2 separate regions of the Homo sapiens genome follow, and region 1 is linked to region 2. A link is a loop called in an ENCODE intact Hi-C map of the cell type or tissue named here. Cell type or tissue: natural killer cell. All regions are shown on one strand. Links, peaks and the distances in the headings refer to the core of each region. The heading gives the core; the rest is flanking DNA.

Region 1 (6,133 bases), core at 2,500-4,999, 210 kb after region 2:
AGGAGAGGCGAATTCTTCCAAAAGGCATGCAGAGTTTCTAAACCTGAATATGTCTATAATGAAATAATATTGTCCTATGACTAAAGATACATACAGCTTGACTTTGCAAAGACTGGAATTAAAAATTACATTAGAAAAGAAAGAATTTCTCAGCCAGGCATGGTGGCTCACCCCTGTAATCCCAGCACTTTGGGAGGCCAAGGTGAGTGGATCACCCAAGCTCAGGAGTTTGAGACCAGCCTGGGCAACATGGTGAAGCCCCGTCTCTACCAAAAATACAAAAACTTAGCCAAGCATGGTGGCGAGCACCTGTGGTCCCAGATACTCAAGAGGCTGAAGTGAGAGGATTGGTTGAGCCTGGGAGGCGGAGGTTGCAGTGAGCCGAGATTGTGTCACTGCACTCCAGCCTGGGTGACACAGTGAGGCCGGGCGCAGTGGCTCACGCCTGTAAGCCCAGCACTTTGGGAGGCCGAGGTGGGTGGATCACTTAAGGTCAGGAGTTTGAGACCAGCCTGGCCAACATAGTAAAACCCTGTCTCTACTAAAAAAAAAATATATATATATATAAAATATATAATATATATAATAAAAATATATATTTTATATATATGTAAATATATATACACACACACACACACACAAATCAGCCAGGTGTGGTTACACACACCTGTAATCCCAGGTATTCCGGAGGTGGAGGTTGCAGTGAGCCAAGACAGCGCCACTGCACACCAGCCTGGGTTACAGAGCAAAACTCCGTCTCAAAAAAAAAAAAAAAAAAAAAAAAAAAAGAATGAATTACTCAACACCACAGGTTCTTCATTCAGTTCATTCATTTCTAGCAATGCAAGGGCCCCATATGAGCTCCTGGGGGCCTGAAATGCTGGCCTTCTCTGCCTCCACTTTTATTTACTTGCATCAAAACTGGTGTTTAAAACTCACAAAATGCCATTTCATCAAATTTGTGTTTTCATTTATGTAAGGTGGCTTCAATGCCAAAGCAAATTCATTGTTAGAAAAGTCAAGCTATAAATAAAAGGTAGCTAATTTTGTCTTTCTTGGTTTGCAAAAGAAGTTATAGACGTCCAGGCCAGGTGTGGTGGCTCACACCTGTAATCCCAGCACTTTGGGAGGCCAAGGCGGGCGGATCACAAGGTCAGGAGTTCCAGACCAGCCTGACCAACATGGTGAAACCCTGTCTCTACTAAAAATACAAAAATTAGCCAGGCGTGGTGGTGGGCGCCTGTAGTCCCAGCTACTCAGGAAGCTAAGGCAGGAGAATCACTTGAACCCAGGAGGCAGAGGTTGCAGTGAGCCGAGATCATGCCACTGCACTCCAGCCTGGGCAACAGAGTGAGATGCTGTCTCAAGAAAAAAGAAAAAAATAAAAGAAATTATAGAGGTCCAAGACTAAGTCTGCGACATTATTTAAATTTTCCCCCAAGGCCCTTCCTGGCCTACCATTCCTAATGGGTCCTGTCCAGCCCTCCACCCATTTGAGGAGTTACCATACTATCACCCTCCTTGCACATGGGTGAATCCAAGATCCCCATGGAAGTATGCCATGCTGACATTCCCAGGCACTCCATCATTCCTCCCTTCATTTCTTCATTCAACAAACATGTCTGAGCATGTACTACGTGTCAAGCACTAGAATTGCTGCAGCGGACGAGCCAGCTGTGTGGTCACTTTCCTCCAGTCCCCATATGGGGAGCAAGAGGACGTCATGACAGTTCACGTGCACAGTGTCACTGCTTTGTGCTCTAAAAACAACTTTGGCAAGACAAAAACAAACCCTGACAAAAAATAAAAACAGATTCTGTGTTGACTTAATACAGAAAAACACATTTTGCTAAACTTCTAAGGAGGGACGAGGTTCCTCTATGGTGTATAGATTTCACTAGAGATATATATCATGTCCTAAGCAAATCGTAGTGAAAAATTATAGAGAAACACCTACACACCTTCAGGTATCAGCTCCAGAATCACTGCTTCCAGCACTTCTGACCTGGCCAAGGGCCCTCCCTGGCTTCCAATGGCCAGGTGTGCTCCTTCAACTAGACCTTGGCCTCTCCCATCTCAGGATCTGCAGTATCTATGATGATGTTGCCTAATATGCCAATGGTACTAAATAAATACTTGTGGGGCCGACCTGATTTCAACAGAGAAGTGTTTGGCCTAAATACTAGAGAGAATCAGTAGTTCAGGAAACACATCTCACATCAAGGAAGAAGCGCTTTCTAGGTGTGAATGCTAAGATGTTTAGCACAGCCTCTTTGACTAATTTCAAGTCGAAGAAGCAAGTCAGTAATAATGAACCTAGAAGCCTTACCTCATTTCGTGCAACCAGAGTTATAAAAGCTCCTTGTTTATAGCACTCGATAGCAATGCACTTCCCGATGCCACTGGAACCTCCTGTAACCTAAAACAAAATCATAAAATATTCTTAGCACTTGAAATCTCCCCTCTGTAGGAAGTTTTTATAAAAAACAACTATGACAGGCTCTTAAAATGAATCTACAAGAACTAAATGATTAGCTGTTGTTAACTTCTTCATCCCAAACTTAATGACTGGAGTAAGTGTAAGCATGAAAGATACTATCAGCAAGGCCTGCTGCTTTGACTGTTTTCTTATGGAACCATAAATTGCACACCTATAATATTTTTCTGAGTTCACTGGTGGAAAAGTGCCCTATAAGTCTAGCTCATAAATAATACATTAGTCTGCCTCTGATTCCAAATCCAAATGAATCTTATTTTCTTTTTTTTTTTCTTTTTTTTTTTTTTATTATACTCTAAGTTTTAGGGTACATGTGCACATTGTGCAGGTTAGTTACATATGTATACATGTGCCATGCTGGTGCACTGCACCCACTAATGTGTCATCTAGCATTAGGTATATCTCCCAATGCTATCCCTCCCCCCTCCCCCGACCCCACCACAGTCCCCAGAGTGTGATATTCCCCTTCCTGTGTCCATGTGATCTCATTGTTCAATTCCCACCTATGAGTGAGAATATGCGGTGTTTGGTTTTTTGTTCTTGCGATAGTTTACTGAGAATGATGGTTTCCAATTTCATCCATGTCCCTACAAAGGATATGAACTCATCATTTTTTATGGCTGCATAGTATTCCATGGTGTATATGTGCCACATTTTCTTAATCCAGTCTATCATTGTTGGACATTTGGGTTGGTTGAATCTTATTTTCTTAATGCACATTTATGCAAGATTAGCTCTACAACAGATGAAAAGAATGGCCACCTGAATATTTATTTGAAATGACTGCTTAGTATAAAAGTAATATACAATCACAAGGAAATCCTGAAAAGTAAAGCTCTTCTTGCACTATTCTACCCCTATCTACAGTTCAGCTATACTGGCTTTCAATTATGGAATTATTCCTAATATTCACTGTTATACATAAATCATGCTGGGAGGAAGATCTCTGACTCCATGTTAGGATTTTAACATCATTGGGAAGTGTCTCCTACGCAAATGCACCTATCTCTATGGGACTCATAGGCATCCCTTACTTCTTTTTAGCTTCAACCTGCCACCACTGAAGAGATTTATTTGGTGGGTAATCAGCCAGTTATCAGCAGAAGATTACTGTAAAAACCCTCCAACCACAGTACCTTGGCACATCCTACTTCCCTTGCAACGAATGCTCTTCTCCCCACTTCATCTGACACCTACTCGCCCATCAAATCTCAGCTCAAATACCACTTCCTCAGGAAAGCCTTCACTGTCTCCCCTGCCCCCACACTGACACACTTTTCAGCACTGTATTTCTTCTTTATGACATGCACATAATAAACAGCTCTAGATTTATTTGTGTGATTATCTGATTCACAACCACCTCTCCTATCACCTACCCATAAACTCCATTAAAAATACCAATTATTTTTCTGTTCTCCACTATATTCCTAGCACTTAGCCTGGGGAGGGCTCAATATATATTATATATTTCACTGAATAAGTGAACAATGCAACATTATTTTTCTTTTTTTTTTTTTGAGACAGTCTTGCTCAGTCACCCAGGCTGGAGTGCAGTGGCACGATCTCAGCTCACTGCAACCTCCGCCTCCCAGGTTCAAGCGATTCTCTTGTCTCAGACACCCAAGTAGTGGGGATTACAGGCGTGCGCCAGCACGCCCAACTAATTTTTGTATTTTTAGTAGAGATGGGGTTTCACCATGTTGGCCAGGCTGGTCTCGAACTCCTGACCTCAAGTTATGCACTCTCCTTGACCTCCCAAAGTGCTGGGATTATAGGAGTGAGCCACTGTACCCGGCCATATCGTTCTAGTCACTGTCCCTATGCAAATTACATAATATTGCATAGTATTGTCTCCTGTTTTTAAAAAATTATATTGTAATGTCTTATTTGTCAAAAAACGAAAAGGTTTCACAATACTTCATCAAATAGCTGCATCAAAACTTCAACGTTTCCCTATAACCAGACATTTAGATTTTTCCTAATATTCACTGTTATACATAAATCATGCTGGGAGGAAGATCTCTGACTCCATGTTAGGATTTTAACATCATTGGGAAGTGTCTCCTACGCAAATGCACCTACCTCTATGGGACTCATAGGCATCCCTTACTTCTTTTTAGCTTCAACCTGCCACCACTGAAGAGATTTATTTGGTCGGTAATCAGCCAGTTATCAGCAGATTACTGTAAAAATATAGCTGTTGTTGGCCGGGCGCGATGGCTCGCGCCTGTAATCCCAGCACTTTCGGAGGCTGAGGTGGGTGATTTTCTGCTTTTTTCCTGCAATTTTACTACCGTAACTAGATAGAAAACACTAGTATATAAAATTGTTTTAAAAATGAAACAATTGTTATAAGTTTGTTCTTAATTATGTATGGGCAGACAGTTTAACCATCAGCTCCCTCTCCCAACAATACCACAGTCAACTCCTAACAAATCTCAAGAACAATTACACTTTTCACTCTTCTTATGACATTAAAAAAGAAGACAGATGGTGACACCATGTGAACTATTCATGTCATTCTCACATTACTTAGAGTGTGAAATAATAATCCTGCGTATTAAAGCGGGATGGTAAAAATAAATTCTTCTTGGTCCACCTGAACAGACACAGCATTTATTATCTCACCTATGACCTGCCGCGGGATGGGGCTGGAAGGACTGGAGTCAAGGCTCAGTGAAACTGTCTTACAAATAAGGAATTCCAATTTTCATTCTGCGTTTAGCTTTAGTTTTTGCAAAGTTATGCTCTATAAACTCAAGCTCTGAAAGGATCCAAGGTTTAAAGCCACGCTTTTGAGGCAGCAGTTCTCTTGCGGATGTAAAACTTTCAGAATTTAGAGTGTCAAGTTTTGCCTTTCTCTTATTTATTTTTTGTAATGAATCCACACTCTTTCCCCATTAGGAACAGGAGGTGTTGGAAAAAGCTAATAGCTTTACAAAGGAGAAATTAAACAGATACATTTTCTCATTCACAAACCCTTGTACAGATTTAAAGCATACTAAGAAAAACGACCATCTTATTTTATACCAGCTCAGCGGGGAGGCTCGGATCTCCGGTGCAGAGATAGGACAGGAAGAGGTGTGCGGCCAATTTTGTAACCAACCCTCCTTACTCCTAACTCCTCGCCTCACTGTGCCTCGGGTTTGGGAGATCCAAACGAGAATGCTCGTGAGAAAGCCACTGCAAACGGGAAAGTGCTGGGCGCAGGCAAGGAGGCATTCTCTCTGTTTAAGAAAGGTGCCACATTTGCAGAACAGGGATCGCTGAATATGCGAGCTTCCGCCAAGAAATAAATCACACCTATCCACCTCTCCTTCATTCCTCGCACACAAGCCTTGTCGTTTAGCTCATCCTTCCCACTAGAAAACAGCAAAGGATTGCATTGGAGCAGCAATCAGCAGATGCCACGCTGAGCTCAGAGACAAGCAGTGTAGACGGGACAGGCGTCCCAATACCGCTAAGCCACCACCGCCAGCCCGCTGGGTTCTGAGCAGTTTCCCCAGGTGAGTCACTTCCTGGAATCCTCTGGCAGCGGCTCTTCCCGTCACTCGCACAGGCCATCTTCCAGTTCCGAGCTGCCTCGGCGGGTCCCGGCGGCTGGGACCCCACTTCCCCGCTGTCTGCCCCCGCCCG
Region 2 (7,784 bases), core at 2,712-5,211:
AAGCAAGAATGTCCTGGTGGCAGAAGGGGTGGCCATGACGGTTCAGAGAAGGGCGAGTTCACTCAGGCAAGGGGGGCGATAATAGATGGGGGGCGATAACAGATGAGGGGCTGGGGGCGAGGGGAGGGGACAGCATAGGCTACAGGGGGAGGATAAATGTGTGCATAGGGAATGCTAATGGCTTGGCCCGACTTTGTGGGTTTCAAAACAAAATCTCATGGAAAAGATAATTTAAATGAAAATCGGAGCTTATTAATTTTCTGTAGGCCCAGCCCAATTTCTCATAGTTCTCAGTCATGTTGGTACATGCTAGTTTCCGTGGCAGCCTAAGATAAAGCTCTTAATGCGATGTGAGTCCCTTAGAGATTAGCACTATTATAAATATAAATGCTCAAACACAAGCAAGTTGAAACCAAATGCCCCCCAAACACTGGCTTTCTGTTATATGAAGGTTTCCAGTGGTGCACTGAACCCTTGGATAAATGAGCTAGAAAACAGAGAGTTAAATGGGCTCATTGGCTAAATCTCATGGCCGGGCTCCTTCATGGGAGGGAAGAAGGAAACTTAGTAGCTGCTCCTTACCTATTTAATCTATAGCAGTTGGCAGGACAGTTTTGGAGGACAATCAGAGAAATGCCCTCAGAACTTCGAGTAGGGGATTGAGCAGGGCATCCAAGACCCTGATCAAAACAGAGGGTCTTTACTCAAAGCCAACCTGCAAAACACCTTCTTGTTCTCACTGCTTTGTATGACTTCCAAGAGACTCACTAACAACTAGTCATAAATAGACATCAAGGAGTTTGTTTATCTAACTAAGAGAAAACAATGTTTGAGTTCTTTAGAAACATGCATTTGACACCACACCAATGTGCTGCTCTGGGAGCAGAATCGGAGCCTGCTTCCTTGGGGCTGGTGTTTTGATGTGGTCATTATTTGCTCAGCAGAGCCTCTACTTGGCAACACCTCGTTTGCCCAATTCTAGGTATTTGAAATTTTAAAAACATATCTCTTTTAAGAAAATTCTAAAATGAAAGAGTTTTTTTAAAAATTAATTCGTAAATACCTTCCCCAAAGTTATTCTAAAATGCCTGAGACTTTAAAGAACCATATCTAAGTCAAGTCTGGTGAGGGCAAACAGACATGACAATGACCAAATCTATTCTTTAATTTTCTAACATTTGTGTACAAAGCCAAACAATCAACATACATACAGAGTGCTACTCCTAAATCTTCTTGCTACTAAAAAATAAAGGGCCAACCAAGTATTCCCAGGAGGCAAAACAATAGCTTATCATGTGCTTGTCCTCAGTGCCTACTAGAGCCTCCTTTTCTCCTGGAAGACATAATGACTTGGGCTGGGTGAAATTGTACACCACCTATGAGAGCAGGATGCTGGGTTGATCAGGTGATAATGCTTCACCATATCTTCAATTTTTGTATTTTCCACCTATTTGATAATGGGTCCTTCAGCGGAGACTACAAGACGTGAGTATACCCACATAACTTCAGCTCAGATTTCTGACGGCGTCCAACTTGCTTGCACGAATATCCACTGCCTGCCCACTCTCTCTCATCTGAGAAAACTATTTGACTCAGCTTTTGCCTCTGCCTCCCACTTTTCACCCTCTCCAGAATGCTCACAGCTCACCCATGCTAGTAGCATTGGAGAGGAAAGAGCACACACATTAGAGTCAGACAGATCTGTGCTTGAACCTCAACTCTGCAAATTACTAGATTCGTCAATGAGTTGAATGAGTTATCAGTTCTCCTCTCGTTCTCTGCAATGCTTAAATCTAACTCATGTTAGATGAGTTATTTAACCTCCCTGAGCCTAAATTTATGAATTCATAAAACAGAGAAAAATAAAAGGCTGTAGTTGTCGAGTGGTCAGGAGGATGAAATGACTTCTGTGAAGTGCCTGGCAGCAAAGGCACTAAAATTCAGTCATGACTCCCTCTCATTCCTCTCTCATTTTTGCATTGAACTGTCAGAGATGGCAATTTTCCTTTCCTAGGTACCTTCTTTATTTACAAGTAGCTTACAGAAAATGCATATATGAAAGGAGTTGTGTGAAACTTTTGAAGCCAGTTAAGCTCTTTTTGCAGAGTCCGTAATTTTTAATTTTAGGATCTTATTTTCTAACATCTTTAGTCAAGGTAAGTTCTTAAAGAAAAAATTCAAATGAAGCTCAATACCTGTATATTATCAGCTAGGGGCCTGGAAGTAGAGTTCTGGAGTTAGCAGAAGTGATTTCTTGAAATCGTCAGGGCAGAGCGGCCAGCCAAATCCTGAGACTCATCAAGGCAGGATTTCCTACCCAACAGCAAGAACATCGGACCTTGTACTAAGCCATGAGGTCCCCACCTGGAATGGTCCATTCAGAATTCTCTACACAGACCTGGCCACTCCAAAAAGCCAGTGGTGAGTCCAGAGGAGGGCAGCTGAAATGGGACAAACTAGGCTTCTAGAAGACAATGATGACTCTGGGAAGGGCAGGCCTGAATGTGGATTTTGGGACATTCATGAAGTCTTCATAGTACAGAAAGGATTAAGCTATAACCCTATTGTGAAGCCTTTAGGCTCATGACTCTTGAATCTCTTTTGAACCTCAAACCCTAGTTTGCGACCAAACAGATCTGCATATCCATCAGGTACATCAAACCCAACACAGCACAAAGGGAACTGATTACACCTTCCCAAAATCTGCCTCTAAGGGTCTAATCAGCCCCCTTGACAGCCCTCAGCCTATATCCTAGCAGAAAAACCGGGGTGATCCTCAACTCCTCCCTCTTCTTTTCCTATGGACACACCATCACTGTCATCTCCACCTTACAGAAGTCTCTTAGGATGTCTCCTCTTTCTGGTCTTACAGAAGCCACTTCTGTTCACCCCACTGCATGGCTTACCTAGACAGTGGCAAGAAGCTCCCAACCGATCTTCCCTCATCTTGCCCCATTCAGCTTCCCTCTGGAGTATTCCCAGGGTGTCTGCTAGACCCACAAAGCAGTTGCGTCCCTCTCTCTTATCCAAATGCCCTGAGTGGCTCCTGTTATCCACAGGGCGAGCTGGCCCTGACCCACGCTTCCAGACTCCCCTCTCCCCACACCCACTGCTTGCCTTGAACTCCATGTGATTACTGGCAGCATCAGCTGCAGCCTCGTTCCTCTACAGATCCTGGCTCACATGCATCCTCAGGCTGGGATGCCACTCTGCCTTTTGCACACCTCTCCACACTCAGCTCAAATACCACCTCCTCTGTGAAGCCTTTCTTGACCAAGCCCCCACCTCCCCATCATGCCCTTTTCTTATTCTGCCCCCTCAAGGCTCACCAGTGAACTCACTGCCACCTGTCTCTCTCCTCCTTGGGGGCACTGGCTACATTTTCTTCATCTTGGTTTTCCCAGGTTCTGATAGTGCCTGGCACCTTGTAAAAGCTGTGTGCATGTTTGCAGAATGAATGAGTAAACACATGGAAATTAAAACTATTTAAACAGGTCCATAAAGATTGTGTTATGCTCAAGGAAGATGGATTCATTACACATCTCAAAAGAACCTCAGGACCTTCTGGGACTGGAATGGCAACACCGTGTGGGGTAAGGAGCCTAGAACGTTCAGTTATGTTCTCAAGTCGTCACAGCTTCACCTTACCCAAGATATCTAACATCTCTGAGCCTCAACTTATTCATCTATAAGAATAAGAGGACGCTACAACATCAACCACAAAGGCTGGGGTGAGAACGACACGGGCTCATGATGCCAAACGTCTGGTGGAGGTCGGCACAGGGCGGGCAGAGGTGGCAAATGGCAGTGTCCTTTGTCCCCAATCAACAGAACTGAGCTGAACATGAGACTCTGAGAAAGGCTCGGGACAGCAGGGCCACAGCACGTCTCCTGGCCTCCAGGGACAGTCAACTTGAGGAGGCGACAAATCTCATTTGCAAAGGTGAGAAACTGTACAGCAAGTCAACAGTATCGGATGAGTCACGAGACAGGACGTGATTGATGTCGGGTGGGCGTGGAATGTGCTGTGCATTGCGTGGGGAGGGCCCTTAGTGGGGGTGAGCTTGGTGGGAAAAGGAGGGTCTCGGAGGGTCCAGCTGCTGGGGTGGAGGCCACAGGGGCCCAGGAGTGCAGGGTGGGCGCGGTAAAGAGACTGCCGTTGTTGCCTTTAGGCTGTTCTGCTGCTCTCTGCTTCCCCCTGTTGGCTTGGGAGGGAAGAGTAGGGCTGTTGGCTGAGACGGACGTTAGAGCGAGCAGGTGAGAAGAGGCTGGGAGGAACCGGCAATGCAGCGACCAGGAGCAGGTGGTGGAGCGGGGAAGAGAGAGGGAGGGCTGCTTGGCCAGATGCCAGGCACTCTGCCAATTGCAGGCCCTGCAGATCTTGCCCCGAGCTCAGGGTCACCTTGAACCCTCTCCTTTCTTTCTCCAGAGTGCTTGTCGCACCCTCTCCCTTCCTGGGGCCCTCACTCATGTTCTCCTTGGAGGTTAGAGGCCCATCCTCCCTCTCCCAGGACCCTTCCCCGCCTCCCCAGCCAGTGTGGGCCATTGGTGTGACCAAGGTGAGGGGCACTTGGTGTTCTTGGGACTCTTGTTCTTTTTCTTGCTTGAGGGCATTTCTCAAGTAAGACCAGAGATCATTTTAGCCCTGAGTGTCCCAGTTAATATTCATGAGGCTTGCTGAGAAGCCAAAAAAAAAAAAAAAAAAAGGCTTGGACGGCATCAGACGGGCTGGCAGGGGAGGGGGGTGTTCAAAGAGGAGAAGAAAGCAAGAGCCAACATAGAGTCTTGCCCAGCAATAGCATGGAAGGGAGTGGCAGCCCATTGTCCCTCAGGAAAATAAACTGCAAATAACTTTTCCCGTTTGTGTCAATCTAGTGCTTTCAACTTACAAACTATTAGTAGGCTTTAGAACTTAGATCAATTGACATTCTGGGTCAGGTAATTCTTTGTTGTGGGGAGGACGGGCTGCCCTGTGCACTGGAGGATGTTTAGCAGCTTCTCTGGCCTCTGCCCACGACATGCCAGCGGAAACCCTTGTCTAGTGTGAAAACCCGAAATGTCTCCAGGCCGTGCCAAATGTCCCCTGGAAGGCAAAGTCATCCCCATGGAGAACCACTGCCTTAGATTATTGTTAGGTGCTACCCAAATGCCCAACACCTGTACTGGCCCCTCCAGTCTCACCCTCATCTGAGCACTGCAAGAACGTCCCACCCTGGCGTCCACCTCCCCCGTCCACCTGATGTTTACGTAAACAGAAACAGAAGCTTCTTTCAGAAGCCAAGGAATCTCCTCCCAAGTCCAGACGTTGTGGGTTGGGGGTGGGGGTGCAGGAATGCCTCTAACTCTGCTCAGTAACTGCAACCCCATGGACTTCATAATGGCCAAGGGGACTCCACACCCAAAGCCCTCATTCCCCAATTTCCTGGGCAGCCAGGGATCCAGGTAGAAACGCTTGCCCAGGAGGCGTCTCTCTGGTGGAGGAGTAAACCTTGGAGAATTTGCCCTCCGTTTTCTTCCCTCGCTTTCTTCTCCATTTTCTCTCCCAGGAGCTAGCTGGTGAGTAGCTACCGCAGCTACTCATGTGAACATGAATCTGGGGCCACCCTTTTTCAAATTTCAACAGCAAGTCCTGGAACTAAACAAGAAAGCCTTTGCACAAATAAACAATTAAGTTAATTGTGGGTCTGACAAATATTTTGTTTTCCCGAGGAATTAAGTATGCATCTGGGGTTAGGCTTCTGGGCTGAGCCTCTTGTGTAAAAAACCAGAAGGCAAGAAACTGAAGGAATATGGTCAAAGTCCCTTATTTTAAAATCAAGGACACTGAGTCCCGGAGAGGTGAACTGCCTGTCAGCACGGAAAACAGGACCAGACATAATCATGGTACCTTGTTCCAAGTGAAGTTACCTAATGCTCCCTTCCCATCCAAACAAGGATTTGGGATATGCCGCCCAGGAGGGTGGTCCCAAAGGGGATCCTCAGAGGATGCATCACTAAGTATTTCTGTACCCCAGGAGGTGGCTTATTTCATGGAAACCCTTCACCTGGGGCTGTTCATAGAACCATGCACGCGGCAGTTGAAAAGGGGCACCTACGCCTTGCTCTGTGACATTGTTTTCAGTGAAAATTAGCGTTCGCTGTTTTCAGCGTTAACCTTAAACTCCAGCTGGCTTTATCTCCTCTCACTTATTATAATTGTAACGCAGTGCACTGTGTAAAGGTCACACCTGTGTTTATACGCCATATGCCATCAAAATACCATGAAGAGAACACTATGTGGTCTCTATCAGAAGATCAAAAGAGAAGGGGTGAGAAGCAGACCTTCCTCCTAATTCAGGGCCCTTCAGTCCTTCCCAAACACTGAAATAGGCCCATGTGCACCACTGCTCCCGCAGGAGTTTATGTCTAGGCCAAGTACGTGCTGTTTATTGACAGAGAAACAAATACCGCTCAGCACCTGTCCGGTTTCAGAGTGATGAGGGAGTTTCCAATCTGGATCTGAGAAAACTTTTACACTGTACCCAAACATTCTTTTTCTTTTCTTTTCTTCTTTTTTTTTTCTGAAGCCAAAATTAGAACAAAAACAAACATATACAGAGTTCGGCGTAGCAGGAAAAAGAAACTCAGCTCAAGACATTTCATAAGAAAAGCTCCAAGTCCATCTATACTCACCTGGCCTGGAACCCTGGGATTCATTTGATTGAGGAGGGTCACAAGCTGTACCCCAGAGGCTCGGGAGGCACCACTCGGTAGGAAGACCCTCCTGGTTTCTCAAGCTGGAGGAGCAGACTGAAAGGATGTTTGGGGAGTGAGGAAGTAATAGGGGAGTGGATGCAGAAGGTATTTTGTTGTCTAACCTAGTGGTTCCTTGAGGCGTATTAATGAGTAATATTCATGCACCTTCTCCTTCTGCCAAGGCAGAAATAACCTGGTACTTTTTACCTGGTGGCCGAGTGACCTGGCCCTACCAGGGACTTCACTAATTAGCATAGTCTCTCATAGCCTGGCCTTGGGACTGGCTGTCACACGCTCTCCTCCACACCAGCCATCAGTTGCTCTGGACCCTCCGAGACCCCCAGGCAGCCTGACAGCCAGTGAGCAGAAAGACCTGACTCCTTCCTGGGGCCCCTTCCTCCAGAGGCCCCCCACGAAGCTGTGCTGGCCCTGTTTAGGCAGTGGACACAAGCCTGTTCCAACCCCAGAATCCAAGGTCTAAGTCATCTTCAATAAGGTATTGCCTGAAACCATGTGGGATAAAAAGCTTCTTCCTTTAAAATAACCTTCAATGAAGCCAGGCCATTACTGGAACTTATCATATATAATGACACACAAAATGCCAAGAGAAATTTATAGCGCCGCCTGTCTGCCCACCATTTAGGCACTGGTGAGTCATTAATTCATGAGAGATTTATCAGTTTATAAAAGATGCTAGATAAGTTAATTTTTAAAAATCATGTGAGTATAGATTTATGCTCAGGTTATCTACTTTAAAAAAAGGATCTCTCTTGGGCTGTTTTTCCAAAGCAGTGCAATTCACGTTAACCCCCCATCCCACTGCCTCCAGCCCATGCCCTAGAGAGCTGCTGAAGGACACTGGAGTCTGACTAGAGGCAGGGCTGGGCCCACTGAGTGTCACCAAAATCACAAAAACACAACTGAAAGAGAACTGTTCTTAAATACTCATGTACCATAAAAGGGGAATTTCCAGAGGTCTCTGATATTAGCAATTTGCCCTTCCATTCCCTTCCTCTCTAGTTTCAAGATGAGATGATGACAAAAAGACT

What was found. A loop is a pair of places that touch in the nucleus more often than their neighbours do. Peaks named below come from ENCODE experiments on the same cell type or tissue, not always from the same donor. Only the 100,000 strongest peaks of a DNase experiment are listed, where the experiment ranks them.
Region 1: a loop joins it to region 2, with 12 times the contacts of the local background. A loop is called at or near these places in 2 of 110 quality-filtered maps.

What each region holds. Positions count from the first base shown.
Region 1 is chr18:63,360,450-63,366,582 of GRCh38, forward strand. It overlaps KDSR (3-ketodihydrosphingosine reductase), which reads right to left. Exons shown (of 10, transcript NM_002035.4): 2 at 2,330-2,419. LOC124904317 (a long non-coding RNA gene) reads right to left here. Exons shown (of 2, transcript XR_007066400.1): 1 at 5,801-6,133; 2 at 3,244-4,680. Among named protein-coding and RNA genes, the nearest start is that of KDSR, 3.7 kb to the right of the region's middle. RefSeq lists an enhancer at 5,847-6,133 and a silencer at 5,990-6,039. In natural killer cell, for the core only: no CTCF peak of the experiment used is centred there; a DNase peak (open chromatin) is centred at 3,712.
Region 2 is chr18:63,151,401-63,159,184 of GRCh38, forward strand. The region is part of intron 2 of BCL2 (BCL2 apoptosis regulator); the gene reads right to left. Among named protein-coding and RNA genes, the nearest start is that of BCL2, 160 kb to the right of the region's middle. RefSeq lists enhancers at 3,685-3,834, 6,526-6,575, 7,316-7,365, 7,556-7,605, 7,616-7,715. In natural killer cell, for the core only: CTCF peaks have their summits at 4,182 (motif pointing left) and 4,387; DNase peaks (open chromatin) are centred at 3,971, 4,191 and 5,011; H3K4me3 peaks cover 1,047 bases; H3K27ac peaks cover 2,130 bases.